Regions from separate parts of the Homo sapiens genome. Here region 1 is linked to region 2. Evidence: chromatin contacts called from ENCODE Hi-C or POLR2A ChIA-PET data. All regions are on one chromosome and are shown on one strand. Each heading gives the region's core, a stretch centred on a gene start or an enhancer-like site at or near the end of the contact. The rest is flanking DNA. Distances are from core to core; before and after follow the strand shown. Region 1 holds the start of MOV10 (Mov10 RNA helicase). Region 2 overlaps ST7L (suppression of tumorigenicity 7 like).

The links. Hi-C counts contacts between places; a loop is a spot of excess contacts on that map. ChIA-PET counts read pairs that join two places held with the same protein, here RNA polymerase II (POLR2A). Pooled maps may share reads with other maps.
Region 1: a pooled map shows a loop between it and region 2 (2.1-fold over the local background). The contact joins the promoter of MOV10 here to the enhancer-like site in region 2. A Hi-C loop is called at or near these places in 1 of 50 pooled maps. POLR2A ChIA-PET finds 5 or more read pairs at or near these places in 6 of 52 experiments (BJ, GM10248, H1 and 3 more).

What each region holds. Positions count from the first base shown.
Region 1 is chr1:112,671,352-112,676,648 of GRCh38, forward strand. It overlaps MOV10 (Mov10 RNA helicase), which reads left to right and starts at 3,308. Exons shown (of 21, transcript NM_001321324.2): 1 at 3,308-3,378; 2 at 3,497-3,698. The coding sequence starts at 3,562. CAPZA1 (capping actin protein of muscle Z-line subunit alpha 1) reads left to right here. Exons shown (of 10, transcript NM_006135.3): 10 at 1-265. RefSeq lists a silencer at 3,709-4,108.
Region 2 is chr1:112,541,846-112,546,930 of GRCh38, forward strand. It overlaps ST7L (suppression of tumorigenicity 7 like), which reads right to left. Exons shown (of 15, transcript NM_017744.5): 14 at 106-245. Among named protein-coding and RNA genes, the nearest start is that of WNT2B, 35 kb to the left of the region's middle. Within about 2 kb of position 2,331, at least 6 of the 41 ENCODE cell types and tissues checked have a DNase peak (open chromatin) inside an H3K27ac peak, as active enhancers do.

The DNA of each region.
Region 1 (5,297 bases), core at 2,058-4,557, 130 kb after region 2:
TCAGTTTTTTAAAAAACCAAGTAGTGTCTTCCTACCTATCTCCAGATACATGTCAAAAAAAGAAAGGTGTTTGTGCTTCCGTTTTGTTTCTGCTCAGTAATATAGTCAAGCAAGTTTGTTCCAGGTGACCCATTGAGCTGTGTATGCATTTTTGTTTATTTCAATAAAATATATTTGTATTATTTGTCCTTCATACTATCCATCCATACCACACTATCTTCTGTATCAGGTAGTCTAATAGAAATATACCTGTTTTGTTCTAAAATTGTCTGAGTCTCTCCTTTTTGATTCATCGCTTCAGCCTTGGTTCTCAAGGTAAGATATTCAGCTGTATTTGATCTTATGTTGAGAATGTTTAGGGTTTCTAAAATTGGTTTCTACCTTCAACTATTTATAGACTCTGAATATCCACAGATTTGCAAAGAACAGCTTTTTAAAGCGTGAGCAATGTCTATGGATCATACTGCTCTTCACTCAAAGACTACCCATGTTTCAAAGGGAAAAATGTAGTTGTCTTCTGTACCTGTCACTCAGAAAGCAAGGCCCAAGTACAGTTGTAGTCACTAGGCAGAAGTAGAAATGAAAGAATCCCTGCCTTAAACTTGGTAATATTTCACATTGCGTTATCTTGAAATGCTGCTTTCCTCTCCTTAGCTGGCCTAGCTACAAACTTGTGGGAGAGGCTTTTATCCTGGTTCCCAAAAGAAAACCAGAGGGAGTTTTTATGCTTCAAGTACTCCATCCAAGGCCAGTTCAAATTCCCACCTTTTTGAGGAATATTTAGCTGCATTCCATTCTATTTGTAATGCAAATAGATTGAAACATTCTTGCTTTTAATTTATTAACTCTCTCATCCTGCCCCTGCTATCCCATTGATTCCTTAGCTTAGACTTTTTTAAAAAATTCTTAACCCCTTAACTATCTAAAGGCCTTGGTTACTTGTATAGTCGGGAGGAAGTCAACCCTCCTTAACCAAGTCTGCCAGAGACACTCCCTCTCCCCCTTCCGCCCCCTTCTTAACCTCCCTTAGCAGAATATTTGCTTGAATTGTATCTATTTTATCACCACAAGCTGCTGAAATCAGCCTGTTGTACGCTATGGCAAAGATTTCCCAGCCATCTGGAAAAGGGTTTTTTGTGAGGCTTCCCTCCTATATTTTGGTTTGAAATGACACTGCTGAAGACTTTTTTCATCTGAGCCTCAGTGGTTATCCCTCTATTGCTTGCCTAGTTCCAGTGCCTGTTCTCTTTTATAGTCTAAGACTTCGGTGCTGGACTCATCTAGGTTCATGGGATGCTTGGCAAACTTGGCATATTCTCTTCAAACTCAAAGAATGATAAATATTTGAATGCCAACTTGTGAATTTACAATTTTCTATAAAACTACCAAGTAAACCAAATGCTGGTGACCATTGTCTCGTTTTTCAGCTACCTACTATGTGAAAAATCAAAGGAAGATTGGTAAATATGAACAAAGCTGGATTGTCCTGTAGTTTAAGTTGAGCTAACTTAAATTTCTTCTTTGAACAGATAGGGTATATATAAATGCACAGAGTATATATAAGCTCTCTGAGCACAGAAACAAATCTCACATCTGACGGCCAGAGGTCACTCTCCTCACCATCTTGGTTTTGGTGGGGTTTAGCCAGCTTCTTTACTGCAGCCTGTTTTATCAGCAAGGTCTTTATGACATGTATCTTGTGCTGACCTCCTGTCTTATCCTGTGACTTAGAATGCCTAACCTCCTGGGAATGCAGTCCAATAGGTCTCAGTCTCATTTTACCCAGTCCCTGTTGAAGATGGAGTTGCTCTGATTCAAAGAGCTCTGACAATAACAATTAGAACCCCATGTGAAGTAGATTTTTCTGGATGAAATTGTTTAGAGAAGTTCCATTGTAAACAAAGCCACATAGCATCACACTTTTTACCCAAGGTTTTACTATACTGCAGACTTTTGTGTACGTTTTGAGAACATCCAAGACATAAACCTGACCAGAGAAGAAGGGAGATTGTATCCAAGAATAATAGGGATTTAGATTTGCTGGTCAGAATGGAGCCAGACATTCAGTTTGAGTACGGTTGATGGTACGTTTTTGAGATGGTAAGTAACAAGGCAATTTTTAAGAGTTCACCCTCTCTATTCTTCTGGAACCTCATCAGGACATTGAGGGAGAAAAAAGGTAAAATCTTTGGCTGCTTTTCTAGTTTTTTCTTCTACTTTGCATAATAAGTTTGTAAGATGTTTTCCTCTGCCCTATTTTACCCATCCCCGTAGCTTTGGTTCCCACTGACATTGCATTTCCTGTTGCTAAAGCCTGTTATTCCTGGCTTCATTTGGTTGTTGGCCTGAGAGAAGGTACCGGGTAGCCCAGCTGGAGTATGACCTGGGTTCTGGACTTTCTTCAATTCCGTAGATTGAGTGTGTGGCCTCCTGCTGGTAGCTACTATGGAGAACAACACTAGCTTTGATTTATTTGAAAGTGATGTATTTGATTTAAAACTTTGTAGTGTAACTTAGCTTGTCCCATTCTAGTGTGTGTGTCATTTCATTCTGCGGGAAAAAAATAGATACAAAGGTTTGTTATTGTAGCCCCACCCCCTTAAATTTGTCTATACAGTCTTCTGAAGCACACTGCCCTTTTAGTTCTCTTCTTGGTACTGATGCTGTCACTATTAACCACTTATTATTGCCTAACACAACAGTCCCTTACGCTCAAGATGCTAGTATTTTGATGAATATAAGGGTCCACCTTATATACCAGTAAAAATTAAAGAGCAATACAGACTGGAATGCAACGAAGCGCCCAAATATGTGGCTCAGGGGTAAGGGTCGGTCACCAGCCTTTCCACATAAGCCGATGTGGCAGAGAAAAGCAATTACTGTGTATCCTGGCAGAGCCCCTTGTCCCTCCCTCCCACACGTACACACCTTTATCTCAGAGACACTGGGTTCTTTTCCCCAAACTTCTTTGACCCTTATGCCAACTACGTGCGTCTGAAAGCCCGAGAAGGGAAAATGGGGGAGGGGGCGTGTCGCCCCGAGTTTACGTCCCTGGAAGGCTGGGGGAGGCGCTGGATGAGCTTCCCCATTCCGGCCGCAGCCGACCTAGATCCCAGCCCTGCCCTTTGCTCTCCTGCTTTTCACTGAGTCCCGAGGCTCTGGAGGGTGGGCGTGAGGGTAGCCCTGGCTGAGGCTCGGAGGTCCTCCCGGGCTGTTCAGAGGGCCCCAAGCGGTAGCCACGTTCTGATACTGGCTAGAAGCCAGGGGAGGGAGCTTGGGGTAAGGGGAGGGCCCTGAGGGAGGGGTCAGACGCTTTAGGAAAGAGTTAATGCGAAGAGGGGGAGGGGATAGGACGAAGAAACCGAAGGGAAAGCTCAGGTAAGAAAAGAACGGAGGAGGGAAGCCTGGTGGGGAGAAGGGAGCCCGCAGGATCAGGGGTCAGAGTTAGGGGGCTTCCCTCCTGCTGCACCCTCATCTCAGGGCCGCCAACTTCCAGCTGCAGCGGCGACTTTCAGTTTCATTTCCACGGACCCTCCTGCCTGGGCCGCAGCCGCCGCCGCGATGCCCAGTAAGTTCAGCTGCCGGCAGCTCCGGGAGGCGGGCCAGTGTTTCGAGAGTTTCCTGGTCGTTCGGGGACTGGACATGGAGACAGATCGCGAGCGGCTGCGGACCATTTATAACCGCGACTTCAAGATCAGGTACGGGCCGGCCCACTCCCGGCCCCGAATCGCGGGCCCAGCTTGCTGCCACGACCCCCGCGCGAGGGCCACCTTTCCCGCCCCGGGGCGCAGAGGGACGCAGCTCCCCCAGCGGCTCAGGCCAGTCCCGGGGCGGCGCAGACCTCCCCTCCCGCGCCTCGCCCACGCCCCACCAGCGCCGCCCGGAGCCCGCCAGTTCTGCCCGAGCTGGGCCCCTGCGCCAAGTCGCCGCGGAGAGCCTCCCGCGCTGCCCGCGCCCCCGGAGGCCGGAACCCGGGGCCGGGAGCTGCGTCCCGCGTCCATGCGCCGCTCGCGGGGGCTGAGGGACAGCGCTCGCGGTGGGGGAGGGGAGCCTCCAGAGGGGGCCCAGGCATCGCGGGAGCGCGGGTTAGAGGCTGCCTGTTGGGGGCTGCGAGCCCGAGCGCGGGCTTTACAGGGACCTCTGCCACCTTGTTGAGGCGCTGCTGCCTCGGGGGTCCGCTATCTGGGAGAACTGAAGAGGCCCAGGGTAGAAGGGAGAAGCTCAGGAAGCTCTGGAAAGAAGAAAAGGGCACAAACTACGTGCGTACCAAACCTCCATTAGCACCTGTGGCTTCTCCATGGAGACCCAGGGGCAGAGCCAGCCTTCTGGAGGCTCCCTTTCACCCTGTGGCTGAAGGCTCTTTGGTCTCCTTTTCCTGCTACCACCCAAGTGAAAATCAAAGAGTCTTCTGTCACACCACAGAATTGTGCTTCAAAAACACGTTTATCAACAGGCTGCTGCCTTGCGTGGAAAACCAAGAAGCAGTTTAACAAGGGTAAACGTAAAGACTTGTACAAATAAACATAAGGTAGTGGGAATCTGGGCTTAATAACAGACCTCCCGAAAAAGACCTTGGGTTTTAGCAGACCAGAGGGCCAGTATGGGTGAGATATGGCTGCTAAAACAGCTGAAGTCTAAGATTGAGCTAACAGAAGTGTGATTTGGGGTGGGGGAAAAGGGTAGAGACTCTCCATATTGGTGAAATCGTGTCTGGAATATCGTTTTCACTAATGGTTATCACATTTGGAGAGGGATATTAACAGGCTTGAACAACATCTGAGAAGGGGCAAAGATGATGAGGCCCTGTTTTATGTCACCATGCTGGACACTATGGGGACTCTTAAGATGAAAAACACACAATCCCAGAGGAGCATCAGAGGCTATGATATGCATGCAATATACATGTACACAATATAGGATAGTACATGGTAAAATGGAGGATTATACTAGGGATGGTAAGAGAAAAATGCTGGAGGAAAGAGCGAGCATTTGCATCACATGGTATCAACACTTAAGGTATGTGAATTCACCTATATCCACAGAGTACAACATGGCTAGGAAACAAGTCACCTACTTCTTTTGGCTCTGTTAAGGAAAAAGTAATTGGTTAAAACAGTAAGGCTGACTTGACTCAAGGCTATGGTAATAGGGTATTGCAATAGGAAAGAAGAGAGTTGGAGCTCAATTCCGAATACAGCAAAAACAGCGGGGGATTTATGACCAATGAACAGAGTAAGGGGATCAATATATAGAAAATTACTAAGAGGAGTCATAAAGAGTGGGAGGATTTTTGCTCA
Region 2 (5,085 bases), core at 1,081-3,580:
CAACAAATATCTTCCATTGTTCAGCTGGGTTAGCACAGGCAGATCAGAGATGGTTTCTTGTGTGTTTTACAAATAATCTACACAAGTCCTTGAGATCATACTTACAGCTTTAGCAAAAATACCCATGATTTCAGGAAACTGGTGAGTGAGAATGGCTATCATTGCTGTAGAAGAGCAAAATCCTGCTGTGAAATGGATGAACAAAGGAAGCTCCTTTTTTGGGTAAACAGAAACATGATGAAAGGCTGCAATGGAGAATAGGTAAGAATCAATTTTATTTCAGAATAACATGTAAACAAGTCTTAATCTTTTCAAATGAAATCTGTTTTTAAAAATTAAAAAGAAAAAAAATTTAAAAAGGAAAGTCTCTGGCTAAGCAAGGTAGAAGACAGTTATCCATTATTTATCCCAGCATCAACAGCATATCTAAATAGCCAGACAACTGTGCTGGGTGTGGGAACAGGATGGCGTCATGGGAAAGAATATTGATTACAAAATCATGCTGAGGTGATTTTGAAAAAAAGCTTTGTCACTTATTAGCTATGTGATCTTGAATAAGTTGCTAAACCCTCTAGAAGTTGCTATGGAGAGTTGTAATGATGAACATTTTAAGTGCTTAATGTGAGTTGCAGCCACAGGTGGTGGTTCACGTCTGTAATCCCAGCGCTTTGGGGGGCCAAAGAGGAGGATCGCTTAAAGCCAGGCATGCGACACTAACCTAAGCAAAATCGTGCTTAAAAATTTTTAAAAATTTTAAAAATTAGCCCAGCATGGTGGTGTGTGCCTGTAGGTCCAGCTACTCTGGAGGATGAGATGGGAAAATCACTGGAACCCAGGAGTTTGAGGCTGCAGTGAGCTATGATCATTCCACTGCACTCCAGCCTGGGTGACAGACCTGTCTCTAAATAAATAAATAAATAAATAAATAAATAAATAAATAAATACATTTGAGTTGCTACTTTTTTTTTTGAAGAAGAAGAGTCTCGCTCTGTTGCCTAGGCTGGAGTGCAGTGACATGATCTCGGCTCACTGCAACCTCTGCCACCCAGGTTCAAGTGACTCTTGTGCCTTAGCCTCCCAAGTAGCTGGGATTACATGCACAGGCCACTACGCCCAGCTACTTTTTTGTATTTTTAGTAGAGAGGGGTTTTGCCATGTTGGCCAGGCTGGTCTCAAACTCCTGGCCTAAAGTGATCCGTCCACCTCGGCCTCCCAAAGCGCTGGGATTACAGGTATAAGCCACCACACCTGGCATTGAGTTGTTATTAATTATTGTTCTTTGGGAGCTCAAAGACTAGTATGGAGAAAGAGGCAGACATGTCATTGGTGATTTCCTAGGACCATCAGTTAATAATTTTACCCAGTTATTAATGTGTTTATATATGTGGCATTTCATTAGGCACTGTAAAACTAAAGTAGGTAAGACGGGAGCAGTGGCTCACGCCTGTAATCCCAGCACCTTGGGAGGCTAAGTCGGGTGGATCACGAGGTCAGGAGATCGAGACCATCCTGGCCAACATGGTGAAACCCCGTCTCTACTAAAAATATAAAAATTAGGTGGGCGTGGTGACACGCGCCTATAGTCCCAGCTACTCAGGAAGGCTGAGCAGGAAAATCGCTTGAACCCGGGAGGCGGAGGGTGCAGTGAGCTGGGATTGTGCCACTGCACTCCAGCCTGGCAACAGAGCAAGACTCTGTCTCAAAAATAAATATGTAAATTAATTAATAAATAAAGTAGGTAGGCCAGGTGTGGTTGCTCATGTCTGTAATCCCAGCACTTTGGGAGGCCGAGGCAGGTGAATCATTTGAGTTCAGGGGTTTGAGATCAGCTTGGCCAACATAGTGAAACCCCATCTCTACTAAAAATAGAAAGATTAGCCAGGCATGGTGACGTGCACCTATAGTCACAGCTACTTGGGAGGCTGAGGCAGGAGGATCGCTAGAACCTGAGAGGCAGAGGTTGCAGTGAGCCAAGATCATGCCACTGCACTCTAGCCTGGGCAACAGAGTGAGACTCTATCTCAAAAAAAAAAAAAAAAAAAAAAACCTAAACTAGCAAACTGAAGGCCTAGGATTCTGACCATAAATAAAGTCCCTTGTCTTATTTTACCATATTTACATATTTACTCAGCTATTATTTTTCTAGTGATTGGATATTTCGTTATCAATTATACTCAAGTATTTATATTTTATTTGAAATTTGAAAATACTTGAATAACAATACTGAGATGAGCCTATTAGAGTACTTAACATGCAGTAGGTGCTCAATAAATGTCTGCTAAACTGAGAGCTATTCTGGGACTTCATTAGGCCAGGAAGTTGACCGCTTAGGGCTGGATACTAACCCAGGAATTTCTGATGTAATATCCTGCATTAGTAAGGGATGACTAATTTTGTGCTGAACCAAGGTCAGCTATAAATTTCACTTTTAAAACATAATGATTCACAGAGATTACACCTAAGCTTCCTTCAACAGCTATATTTTAATTTTTATTTTACTATATTCAGAAAGTATATACCAAAACACAAACCCATTAAAAATCCAGAAAATGTCCAGAACCTTGAGCCATGATTAAAGTAAAAGCACATCAAAATGGAAGTTTTAAAAGTTAGAAACATTAGAAACTGTAGAGAACATTGTGCTTTCAGCACCCAAAGAACCAGTCAGCAATCCCCTTTGCCCTGTCCCTCAGCCATGAGAGGCCAACTTCTTCTTCTTCCCAACTTCAAATCAAGAGAAACAAACCCTGCTATTCAAGAAGGTGGGAAACACATACAAGACAGCAAAGTTAGTAATATTACCTAACCTATATAGCATTTTATGGTTTATAAAGAACTTTAATTTATATTAGCTCATTTAATTCTTTTCAGTAACCCTAAGAGATAGTAGTATTCTCACTTTATAAGGTAGAAAACTGCATAGCTTTAGTGAGGAAATTTCCTAAAATATGAGATTTTTATACTGTAAGAGAGACCTAATTATTTCTTCCTGGATTGCTTTCTGTAGATTCATTTGTCAGTCAATGTTTGGCTAATACATCAAAATAATGGATGACTATTACAGAAACACTCCCTTGGAACGAAAGTTCAAATTTCATCACTGGCTTGTAGAGAAAAATTTATCAGAAGGCATAAAAGACGACTAAATAGCTATGTGAACTAGGGGAATAGTTCAACTCTGAACTTATGAGGTCCATAAGCAAATTCCAGAATGCGGTAAGTCATATCAAAGTTGAAGGAAAATTAAAAACAAAAAACATTAAGTACTCCTGGGTATTAAAACTCCTTATTGTTAACAATTTGTTCATTCTTCCACAGTCAGAGACAGAAAAAAATACTCTAAGAACATAAAATATAATCAAACAAAACCCCCCAGCATATTCCCCCTCTCCTACCTTCTGGAGTTTGCACCAAGTTAGAATAAAGGCTTGCCAAGAATAAACTGTCTGGTCTTATAGCTTACAGCTTTGACAACATAATAACCCTGATTTTATTCATATTACTATGTAAAATTGGCCTTATATTAGACAACCTTTGCAATAATTTACAAAGGAGGGCATTATTTTAGGCTAAATGTATTAGCTTAATATAATATACTCTTGCATATTGATGTTCCATAATTTAAGGTCCATTCTTTTGCCTTAAATATATTTGTTCCTGTTAAAATGGAAAGACAACAAGAACTACCACCACCACCTCTTTAGAAAGGAAAATAAAATTTCTCTCATTAATGACATCTTAATTGCTAAAGTCAATGGATTCTTCTTAGTATTTACCTTACCTATTATCTTGGATATTACTCCTCACTTGGAAATTTCTTCTTCCTTTTAGTTCTAGCATATTTAGTTTTAGTTCTTGTCCTGTCTCTCTGACAACCTCTTCACTGAATCTTCAACTGTCATTCTGCCACTCATTGCTTAGACATTTCTGTGCATCCATGGTTCCACCCTCAGTTCAATTCTCACTGTATACAGTTTTCCTTAGTGATTTCATTTATGCCTACGACTTCTTTTGCTACCTAGAAAATAATGACTCCCAATTCTGTTTTTTGAGATGTACAGAGGAAGATATATGAGGACCGCTGGCAATTTTATTTACACAACCTAATCCTGTCTTTAGGCTACAGCTGACTGGACAAGGAATAAACACCTGGATAAATCTGATTCTCTCTCCCAGAAGTTTTAGAAGTGGGATTGAGGCTGGGTGCAGTGGCTCACACCTGTATTCCCAACACCTGTTGAGGCAGGCAGATCACTTGAGCTCAGGAGTTCAAGGCCAAGCTGGGCAACATGGTGAAACCTCACCTCTACCAAAAATACAAAAATTAGCCAGGCATGGTGGCACATGCCTGTGGTCCCAACTACTCAGGAGGCAGAGTGGGGAGGATATTTTGAGCCTGAGAAGTCGAAGCTGCAGTGAGCCGTGACTGCACCACTGCATTCCAGCCTGAGTGACAGTGAAATCCTAACTCAAAAAAAAAAAAAAAAAAAAGAGAGAAAAGAAAAAGTGGGATTGAGATATTATTCATTCTGTATTGTCTGCCTGAACTCATGACATGTAAATAGAGGGCTGTAGGGGCCTCAAGTTTGGCCACATGGTTGTCTATGAAGGGAAAGCCAAACTGTAAAGAGAAAGATGTAAGAATGAAGTGGATACACTGAGAGAAACAGAAACGACAGAACACAGAAGGAGAAAATGGGGCTGGGGATGAAGGAAAGGAAAGTAAGAATAGGAAAGACTGAAAAAAGCAGCCAGGGACAGAGAGATATACAAATAACTGATTCCTGGAAATCCTAATGGCTTTCTAGTCCCCAGTTCTAGTCCCTTATGAAGTCCAAATATAATTGTTGCTATTGAGTTCTCTGATAACCCAGTGTTCTTCCAACAAATTACTATTTATATTTAAGCTAGTTTGAAGTTGCTCTCTATTACTTATGCCTACAACATTCACTAATTATAAATATTATATGTATACTTCATAATATACATTATATACATAACTTAAAAATATATCTATACCTATATATTATTTAGAGAGAGGAAAATATAGACTTGTATGTATATGTGTTAAGTAGATTATACAAG